2 separate regions of the Homo sapiens genome follow, and region 2 is linked to region 1. A link is an interaction called in ENCODE POLR2A ChIA-PET data of the cell type or tissue named here. Cell type or tissue: Panc1. All regions are shown on one strand.

What was found. ChIA-PET counts read pairs that join two places held together with the same protein. Peaks named below come from ENCODE experiments on the same cell type or tissue, not always from the same donor. Only the 100,000 strongest peaks of a DNase experiment are listed, where the experiment ranks them.
Region 2: POLR2A ChIA-PET joins it to region 1 with 10 read pairs; 3 of 35 experiments call an interaction of 5 or more read pairs at or near these places.

Annotation. Positions count from the first base shown.
Region 1 is chr19:4,334,777-4,339,776 of GRCh38, reverse strand. STAP2 (signal transducing adaptor family member 2) reads left to right here and starts at 950. Exons shown (of 13, transcript NM_001013841.2): 1 at 950-1,125. The coding sequence starts at 1,024. In Panc1, no CTCF peak of the experiment used is centred here; no DNase peak of the experiment used is centred here; H3K4me3 peaks cover 1,308 bases; H3K27ac peaks cover 470 bases.
Region 2 is chr19:3,957,955-3,962,954 of GRCh38, reverse strand. DAPK3 (death associated protein kinase 3) reads left to right here. Exons shown (of 9, transcript NM_001348.3): 7 at 1,794-1,946; 8 at 2,851-2,896; 9 at 3,318-4,502. The coding sequence ends at 3,854. It overlaps MIR637 (microRNA 637), which reads left to right and starts at 1,443; the gene lies at 1,443-1,541. In Panc1, no CTCF peak of the experiment used is centred here; no DNase peak of the experiment used is centred here.

The DNA.
Region 1 (5,000 bases):
CACCTACTCTGGAGGCTGAGGCTGGAGGATCACTTGAGCCTGTAAGGTCGAGGCTACAGTGAGTCATGATCGCCCCACTGTACTCCAGCCTAGGCAACATAGTGAGAACTCATCCTTAAAAAAGGAAAATAAATTAGCTGGGTGTGGTGGTGCCCACCTATAGTCCCAGCTCTTCGGGTGGCTGAGGCAGGAGGACCGCTTGAGATTGGGAGGTCAGGGCTGCAGTGAACTATGATCGTGCCACTGCACTCCAGCATCGACAACAGAATGAGACACCGTCTAAAAAAGAAAAATTGCAGATGAAATTAAAGTTGCTAGTCAGCTGACTTTAAAATAGGGAGAGTAGCGTGGATTATCCAGGTGGGCCCAATGTAATCATTAGGGTCCATCAAAGTAAGAGAAAGGGCCAGGTGTGGTGGCTCATGCCTGTAATCTCAGCACTTTGGGAGGCTGAGGCGGGCAGAAAACTTGGGGTCAGGAGTTCGAGACCAGCCTGGGCCAACATGGGGAAACCTCGTCTCTACTACAAATACAAAAATTAGCCAGGCGTGGTGGCGGTCACCTGCAATCCACGCTAGTCAGGAGACTGAGCTTGGACTCAGTCTCTGAACCCGGGAGGCAGCGCAGTCTCTTGAACCCGGGAGGCAGAGGTCGCAGTGAGCCAAGATCATACCACTTTACTCCAGCCTGGGCAACAGAGTGAAACTCTGTCTCAAAATAGGAAAAATAGATAAATAAATAAATAAAGAGACAGACCATGTCTCTGTCTTTGCAGATATAGCGAAGATTATTCTCCCATTCAAGTAGACTTATACATTCTCTCTGTTCTCAGTTCCACACCGGAGAGGCGGGGATTTCCCTAGGATCACTGGACCTGCTGGGATCAGCCTCTGCCCAGCCCTGGCAGGGGAGGGAGTTGACGGGCTGACACAGGAAACTCCCCTGAAACCTGTTTCTCAGCTTCCCGGCCCAGCTGGGGCACCCACTGGAAGGAGAGGCCAGGCGGAAGACCCTGGCTCCGTCATGGCCTCTGCCCTGAGGCCACCCCGTGTCCCCAAGCCTAAGGGTGTCCTGCCTTCACACTACTATGAGAGCTTTCTAGAGAAGAAGGGGCCCTGTGACCGGGTAAGGTGGGGAGGCGGGGGCTGGCCCTGCTGGGCCACCGTGGGGAGCTGCGGCACCTCTCTGAGTCCCTGTCTCCCCACTCGCCAAGGGGGGGCGGGGTGGGTGCTGGATGGGGCAGGACACGTGCTGGGGGACTGGGGTGGGTTCTGGCCATCTGCCTCTCTGTGCGTCTATCTCTGTCTCCGTGTGTCTTTGAATTTGGTTTCTTTTTCTCTTTCTCTCTCCCTGGCCCCGTCTGTCTCTCCCGATGTCTGTCTCAGTCTCCCTCTCTCTTTGTCTCAATCTTTGCTTTTGTCTCTCGTTCACTCTCTTGAATACAAACAAGATCAGGGACTTCCTCCAGGAAATGGGGAGTCCTCTGACTCCCGAGCTTCCTCCCGCTCCCAGCCCAGGAAAAACTCCGTGAACCTCAGCTGCTGGGGCGAAGGCCAGGACAGGTGACATGTGAGGACAGTAAGAGCTAGCGGGGGCCACATTCCACAGGACAGATAGTTGCCATGGACAGTGCGTGCATGTGTGTGTGTGTGTGTGCTTATGTCTCCCTCAGAATAAAGTCCCAGCCCCTCCGTTCCCCGTGAGGCCCTATCTCTCCTTCCCAATGCCGCATATTCATTTTCTTTCTTTCTTTTTGTTAGAGACAGAGTTGCTCTGTCACCCAGGCTAGAGTGCAGGGGCACGATCATGGCTCACTGTAGCCTCAAACTCCTGGGCTCAAGTGAACCTCCCGCCCCAGCCTCCTGAGTAGCTGGGACCACAGGCATGCACTGCCTCTTCTGGCTTTTATTTTATTTATTTATTTTTGAGACTGAGTCTCACTCTGTCACCCAGGCTGCAGTGCAGTGGCACCATCTCGGCTCACTGCAACCTCCACCTCCCAGGTTCAAACGATTAAGCGATTCTCGTGCCTCAGCCTCCCGAGTAGCTGGGATTACAGGTACGCACCACCACACCTAATTTTTGTATTTTTAGTAAAGACAGTGTTTCATTTTGTTGGCCCGGCTGGTCTTGAACTCTTGACCTCAGGTGATCCACCTGTCTCGGCCTCTCTAAATGCTGGGATTACAGGCATGAGCCACCGCACCCAGCCTTTTTTTTTTTTTTTTGAAGATGGGGTCTTGCTGGCCAGGCGCAGTGGGTCACACCTGTAATCCCAGCACTTAGGGAGGCTGAGGCAGGTGGATCACCTGAAGTCAGGAGTTTGAGACCAGCCTGGCCAATATGGTGAAACCCCGTCTCTACTAAAAATACAAAGATTAGCCGGGCGTGGTGGTGCGTGCCTGTGATCCCAGCTACTCTGGAGGCTGAGGCAGGAGAATCACTTGAACCTGGGAGGCAGAGGTTGCAGTGAGCCAAGATCGTGCCACTGCACTCCAGCCTGGGCAACAGAGCAAGACTCCGTCTCAAAAAAAAAAAAAAGATGGGGTCTTGCTATGTTGCCCAGGCTGGTCTCAAACTCCTGGCCTTAAGTGATCCTCCTGTCTCAGCCTCCCAAACTGCTGGGATTAGAGGTGTGAGCCACCATGACTGCCTCATTTTCTAATACAGATCAAAACAAACACCCCCAGCTCCTCCCTGCCCATGTCCCCGCCTCTGCCCCTGAGGTTCCCTTACCTGTAGTGGAGTAGACTTTCCTTCTACCTCCATACATCCAAATCCTCCCCAACCAACAAACCCTTTAGAGCCAGTAGATCACTGCAGTTAAGAAAGATAATGGGGGAGGCCGGGCTTGTGGCTCACGCCTGTAATCCCAGCACTTTGGGAGGCCGAGGCAGGCGGATCACCTGAGGTCAGGAGTTCAAGACCAACCTGGCCAATATGGTGAAACCTCGTCTCTACTAAAAAATACAAAAATTAGCTGGGTATGGTGCCAGGCGCCTTAATCCCAGCTACTTGGGAGGCAGAGGCAGGAGAATCATTTGAGCCTGAGAGGCGAAGTTTGCAGTGAGTCAAGATCAAGCCATTGCACTCAAACCTGGGGGACAAGAGCGAGACTGCTCTCAAAAACAAAAAGAAAAAAAAAAGAAAAGAAAGATAATGGGGGCCGGGCGTGGTGGCTCACGCCTGTAACCCAACACTTTGGGAGGCCGAGGTGGGAGGATCACTTGAGGTCAGGAGTTCAAGACCAGCCTGGCCACATGATGAAACCCCATCTCTACTAAAAATAAAAATAGCTGGGCGTGGTGGTGTGCACCTGTAATCCCAGCTACTCGGGAGGCTGAGGCAGGAGAATTGCTTGAACTGGGGCGGGGGGGTTGCAGTGAGCTGAGATGGTGCCACCGCATTTCAGCCTAGGTGACAGAGTGAGACTCTGTCTCAAAAAAAAAAAAAAAAAAAAAAGGCAGTGTGCAGTGGCTCACGCCTGTAATCCCAACACTTTGGGAGGGCGAGGCCGGCGGATCACTTGAGGTCAGGAGTTCGAGAACACCCTGGCCAACATATAGTGAAACCCCACCTCTACTAAAAAATACAAAAATTAGCTGGATGTGGTGGTGCGCACTTGTAATCCCAGCTACTTGAGAAGCTGAGGCAGGAGAATGGCTCGAACTGGGAGGTGGAGGTTGCAGTGAGCCGAGATCGCACCACTGCACTCCAGCCTGGGCGACAGAGCAAGACTCTGTCTCTTAAAAACAAAACAAAACAAAACAAAAAAGATCATGGGCCCGAATTAAGAAGACCCAGGTTCTAATCCCGGCTCCACACTTTCCTTACTCCCAGGCCTTATGCAAGTGACTTAATCTTTGAGCCTTAGTTTTCTGTCTTCTGAAATAGGGAGTTAGGGCTGTAGTCACAGTTCACGTGTTGAGGACTTGACTCAACGCAGGCCCTGGTGCTTCCCATGTGGAAAGTCACCTAATTCTCATGAGATCCTCCAGAGTTGGCACCATTATTATCACCATTTTACAGCTGGGGAAACAGACAAAGACAGCTCAAATAACTTGCCCAACAGCACATCGTGGGTACATAATGAAGCAATACAGTGTTTAATCCTGTATTGCTCTAGTCCCAGTGCCTGGAGCAGGGCTGGCACATAAAAAGCCTTCAGTAAATGTTAGGTAAATGCATGTGTGTATCTGTGCTTGTGTCTACGGATGGACAGGTGGATGGGTAGATGGGGGGATGAGTGGAGGCTTGGTGAATACATGCGGGCTTGATGGTGGCTGAGAGGATGTGTGGGTGGATGGATGAGTGCATATACAAGTGGGTGGATGGATGGATGGGGGAGTGGATGGATGGATGAGTGGGCAGACGGGTGGGTGGGTGGATGATGGATGGATGAACAAGTGCATGGATGAATGATAGATGGATGAATAGGTGGATGCACGATGGAGGGATGTATGGATGGATGAACGGGAAGATGCGTGGGTGGGTGGATGGTGAATGGATGAATGCATGGATGGATGATGGATGGATGAGTAGGTGGATGGATGATGGAGGGATGAGTGGATGGATGGATGATGGATGGATGAGGGATGGATGGATGAGTAGGTGGATGGATGATGGAGGGATGCATTGATAGATGAGTGGATGGATGTATGGATGGATGGATGGATGAGTGGGTGGATGGATGAGTGGGTGGATGGATGATAGATGGTGGGTGGATGATGGAGGGATGGATGGATAGGTGGATGGATGGGTGGATGGATTGATGAGTGGGTGGATGGATGAGTGGGTGGATGGATGAGTGGGTGGATGGATGATGGACGGTGAGTGGATGGATGGATGGATTATGGAGGGATGGATGGATGGGTGGATGGATGGATGAGTAGGTGGATGGATGGAGGGATGCATTGATAGATGAGTGGATGGATGGATGAGTGGGTGGATGGATGAGTGGATGGATGATGGAGGGATGGATGGATGGGTGGACAGATGGA
Region 2 (5,000 bases), 380 kb after region 1:
AATTTTTGTATTTTTAGAAGAGACGGGGTTTCACCATGTTGATCAAGGCTGGTTTTGAACTCCTGACCTCAGGTGATCTGCCTGCCTCGGCTTCCCAAAGTGCTGGGATTACAGGCGTGGGCCGCTGCACCCAGCTGGCTAATTTTTTTTTTTTTTTTTTTTTTTTTGAGACAGAGTTTCGCTCTTGTTGCCCAGGCTGGATGAAGTGCCAAGGCCCCGTCTCAGCTCAGGCTTACTGCAACCTCTGCCTCCCGGGTTCAAGTGATTCCCATGCCTCAGCCTCCCAAGTAGCTGGGATTACAGGTGCCTGCCACCATGCCTGGCTAATTATTTGTATTTTTAGTAGAGACGATGTTTCACCATTTCGGTCAGGCTGGTCTTGAACTCCAGACCTCAAGTGATCCGGCCGCCTTGGCCTCCCAGAATGCTGGGATGACAGGTGTGAGCCACCGTGCCCAGCTGGCTAATTTTTAAAAGTTTTTGTAGAGGTGGAGTTTCACTGTGTTGCCCAGCCATATTGAATGGGCATAGCTCATTCAGTAAGCAAGGAAATAAACAATGGCGTGGGCCCAGCCCGCTGTAGTGCGTGAGCGGACCCAAAGGCTTCAGGAGATGGGCTAGACCGTTTGTATTCTTTTTAAATGTTCAGATAATTCAGACTTACAAAGGAGCAACAGAAACAGCACAGACGCCCCCTGCAGCTTCCTCCTCCTTCAGTTTACATTTTTCATGAACACGAACGTTATGAACACCAAGACGTTAGCCTTGGTGCTACGCTAATCACAAAAGTGCTAGATGGGCCGGGTGCGATGGCTCACGCCTGTAATCTCAGCACTTTGGGAGGCTGAGGAGGGCAGATCACGAGGTCAGGGCATTGAGACCATCCTGGCTAACACGATGAAACCATGTCTCTACTAAAAATACAAAAATTAGCTGGGTGTGGCAGCGGGTGCCTGTAGTCCCAGCTACTCAGGAGGCTGAGGCAGGAGAATGGCATGAACCCAGGAGATGGAGTTTGCAGTGAGCCGAGATCGCGCTACTGCACTCCAGCCTGGGTGACAGAGCGAGACTCCGTCTCTAAAAAATTTAAAAAATTTAAAGTGCCAGAGGTGGTTAGACACCCCCGTTTTCCACTCCTGTCCTCTCTGAGGTCCCCACACGGCATTTAGCCATTCAGCTCCTTCGCCGCCTCCAGTCTGAGGCTGTTCCTCTGTCTGGCTTTCATGACCTTGACCCTGACTTGTGCTCACGGGTCAGGTGTTTTGCAGAAGGCGTCTGAGTCCACGTTTAGTCTCGTGCGCTGTCACGATCAGACGATCAGACGGGGCTTCAGTGTCTCTGCTCAAAACCCCAGGGATGATGCTGTGTCACCCTCCCAGCGTCAGGCTGGGAGGCAGACGCTGTTGGGGCCTCTCACTGCCGGGCTGTTGACCTTGATCCTTTGGCTAAGGTGTTGGCTCGGGCTCCCCACTGCAGTTACCCTCCCCTCGGCGTTACTGAGCACTGGGGGCTTTCGGGCTCTGCGTCTGCACAGATACTTCGAGTCTCCAAGGAGACTTCTGCCTGTTCATTTCTGCTGCTGTCAGTGGCGGGGTGGGGGGGTGGATTTTGAATGCCTCTTGGGTGGTGTCTGGGATCGTTGCAGGAAGGTTCTAAGGGCTCAGGAGTGTGAGTGGCCCAGGCACCTGCCGTCAGCCTGTCTTCTGTGCTCCGCCTGTCGTGGGCAGCCGGAGAGGCGGCGCGGCCGTGGTGGGAGCCCAGGACCCCACTGAGCCCCCACGCCTGTCTCGCAGCCTGAGCGGTGCATCCCCGTTCCTGGGCGAGACCAAGCAGGAGACGCTCACCAACATCTCAGCCGTGAACTACGACTTCGACGAGGAGTACTTCAGCAACACCAGCGAGCTGGCCAAGGACTTCATTCGCCGGCTGCTCGTCAAAGATCCCAAGTACGAGGGGCCGGCAGGGGGCACGGGGTGGGACATGGGACACAGGCCCACTCCACCCACGGAGGCTCCAGAGGACTCTCCTCCCAGCGCCACCTCCCTGCGGCTGGGGATCAGACATTGCTTACCCCTTGGGCTGGAGAGAGTAAACTGATAAACTGGTGGCCCAAGCTGGCCATTGCCATGGTTTTTTTTTTTTTTTTTTTTTGAGACGGAGTCTTTTTTTTTGAGACGGAGTCTTGCTCTGTCTCCCAGGCTGGAGTGCAGTGCAGTGGCGTGATCTCGGCTCACTGCAGCCTCTGCCTCCCGGGTTCAGGCTATTCTCCTGCGTTAGCCTCCCAAGTAGCTGGGATTATAGACGCCCGCCACCACGCCTGGCTAATTTTTGTATTTTTAGTAGAGACAGGGCTTCACCATGTTGCCCAGGCTTGTCTTGAACTCCTGACCTCCTTGGTTTGTGATTTGCCTGCCTTGGTCTCCCAAAGTGCTGGGATTGCGGGCGTGAGACACCGTGTCTGGCTGCTTGCTGTGTTTTTAGCAAACTTTTAATTAGTTGCCGGTGTGTAAAGTAAGGATCCATGTAAAATTCCAGGTCACTTGTTTTCCTGTAAACACTTAGAATTCTGGCAGTGCTGAGCCCTCACTCGTAGGCCTCCCCGGGCCTCCATGGCCGCCCAGTCCCTCTCTCGGGCGCCTGGGTTTGCGACTCCAGCCTGAGGTCTCAGCTCTCTCCACCACCCCCCAGAAAACCCCACGCTCCCTGCAGTACCCTTGTTCAGCTTCTGTGGTTGGCTGAGCAGAGGCTGGGGGGCGACTTTAGGGCTTTTGGGGGTCCCGGGAGTCAGTTGTTCACGGGAGGACGGGACAGATGGTGCAGGTGTACCTAACCAGAGCGGGGGTCTTCCAGGCGGAGAATGACCATTGCCCAGAGCCTGGAACATTCCTGGATTAAGGTAAGTGGGGAGGTGGGGGAGCTCCCTGGGCTTCCCGCCTTGGCCTTCTCGCTGGGGTCCCGGGGGGCCTTCAGCATTTAAGGCTTGTGGATGTGACAACCCCCAGTGGCTGGGGAGGGTCCCCAGAGGAGTGAGCCTGTGTGGCGGGGGTTGGGTCCTGGGCGTGGGATGTCCAGCACCCGACAGACCTGGTGGCATCCTTGGCTGGTGTGTGTCCAACGGGGCTGACTCCTGGGGCCAGGGCCGCAGCGTTTTTCTCGAGAGAGCACTCTCGGCTTTGCGTCGGGCTGGGCAGTCTCCGTCACGAGGCGTTGACTCTGCTGCCGGATGAGCCCCTGAACCTCAGTTCACACTGGCAGGTGGGGGCTGGCGGGGCTGGGTGGCATCGCGGGGACCCCGCTCAGGCTTCCCTCCTTCCTAGGCGATCCGGCGGCGGAACGTGCGTGGTGAGGACAGCGGCCGCAAGCCCGAGCGGCGGCGCCTGAAGACCACGCGTCTGAAGGAGTACACCATCAAGTCGCACTCCAGCTTGCCGCCCAACAACAGCTACGCCGACTTCGAGCGCTTCTCCAAGGTGCTGGAGGAGGCGGCGGCCGCCGAGGAGGGCCTGCGCGAGCTGCAGCGCAGCCGGCGGCTCTGCCACGAGGACGTGGAGGCGCTGGCCGCCATCTACGAGGAGAAGGAGGCCTGGTACCGCGAGGAGAGCGACAGCCTGGGCCAGGACCTGCGGAGGCTACGGCAGGAGCTGCTCAAGACCGAGGCGCTCAAGCGGCAGGCGCAGGAGGAGGCCAAGGGCGCGCTGCTGGGGACCAGCGGCCTCAAGCGCCGCTTCAGCCGCCTGGAGAACCGCTACGAGGCGCTGGCCAAGCAAGTAGCCTCCGAGATGCGCTTCGTGCAGGACCTCGTGCGCGCCCTGGAGCAGGAGAAGCTGCAGGGCGTGGAGTGCGGGCTGCGCTAGGCGCAGTGGGGTGGGCCAGGCCCCAGGACAGCCGGAGCTCGGCCTGCGGTGGGGGCGCTTCCTGTGGACGCTGCGCCTCCCATCGCCCGGGTGCCTGTCCTTGCCCAGCGCCACCAGGCTGGAGGCGGAGTGGGAGGAGCTGGAGCCAGGCCCGTAAGTTCGCAGGCAGGGGTGGGTGTGGGACGGGGCTGCTTCTCTACACAGCCTCCACGCTGGCCTTCACCTTCACCCCTGCATCGTCGGTGACCCTGGGACCCTCCAGGCAGCGTGGCCTGTGGCACCGTGAGGGTTGGGACCCACCGAGGCGCAGAGGCGGCCCGAATGCAGCCCTGGTTCAGGCCCGGAGGAGGGTTTGCGGGTAGTTGCACGGACAATTCGGCGGGGTGCTGCCTGTTGCTGCCATTAGCCCAGGAGGAGGTCGTGGGACGGGGAGGGTGGGATGGACGGCGGACAGGCAGTCCCCACGCTGCTGGGTGGCGCCGGGCTTGGTGGGGTCTTCCACTGTGTGCCCTTCTCGCCGAGGCCGGTCCCCCGGGTGTGGGGTGCCCTGCTGCGGACTCCTCCGCGAGCCCCATCGTCGCGCCTGTGGACGCCTAGGCAAGAGCGGCCCTCTGCAGCCAAGAGAAATAAAATACTGGCTTCCAGATACGCGGGTGTTGTGTGCCTCAGGCCTTGGCAGGGGACAGCCAGCCCTTGGCCACTGGGGATATGCCCTCCGCGGCGTTCATGTTTCTCTCTGTGTTCCATGCCTGCCGCTGTGCTCAGGAAGGAGGGGACAAACCGGGGGTCCTCGCAGACCTTCACGGTGTCCTGGGAGCTGCCGGATCTTGGTCTCAGCTGCCCCGAGTGTTTTGATTGCAATGAGGTGGAAGCTCTGGGCAGCTGAGGTGGATCAGAAGCGTTTCCTGTCCCTTTGCGCCTTACGGGATGCTGCTGTGTCCCACGTGGGAGCCCCTGCCCCGTCTGGAGCCACATGCAGGTGGCCCTGGAGGGGGAGCGGCTCAGCTCAGCTGCTAGGGCTCACAGGTGGTTTCAGAGAGGGGCCCCGACCCTGTCCATCCTCCCTGGAGGAAGTTTTTTTGCTTTTTTTTTTTTTTTTTTTTTTGAGAGCGAGTCTGGCCCTGTTGCCCAGGCTGGAGTGCAGTG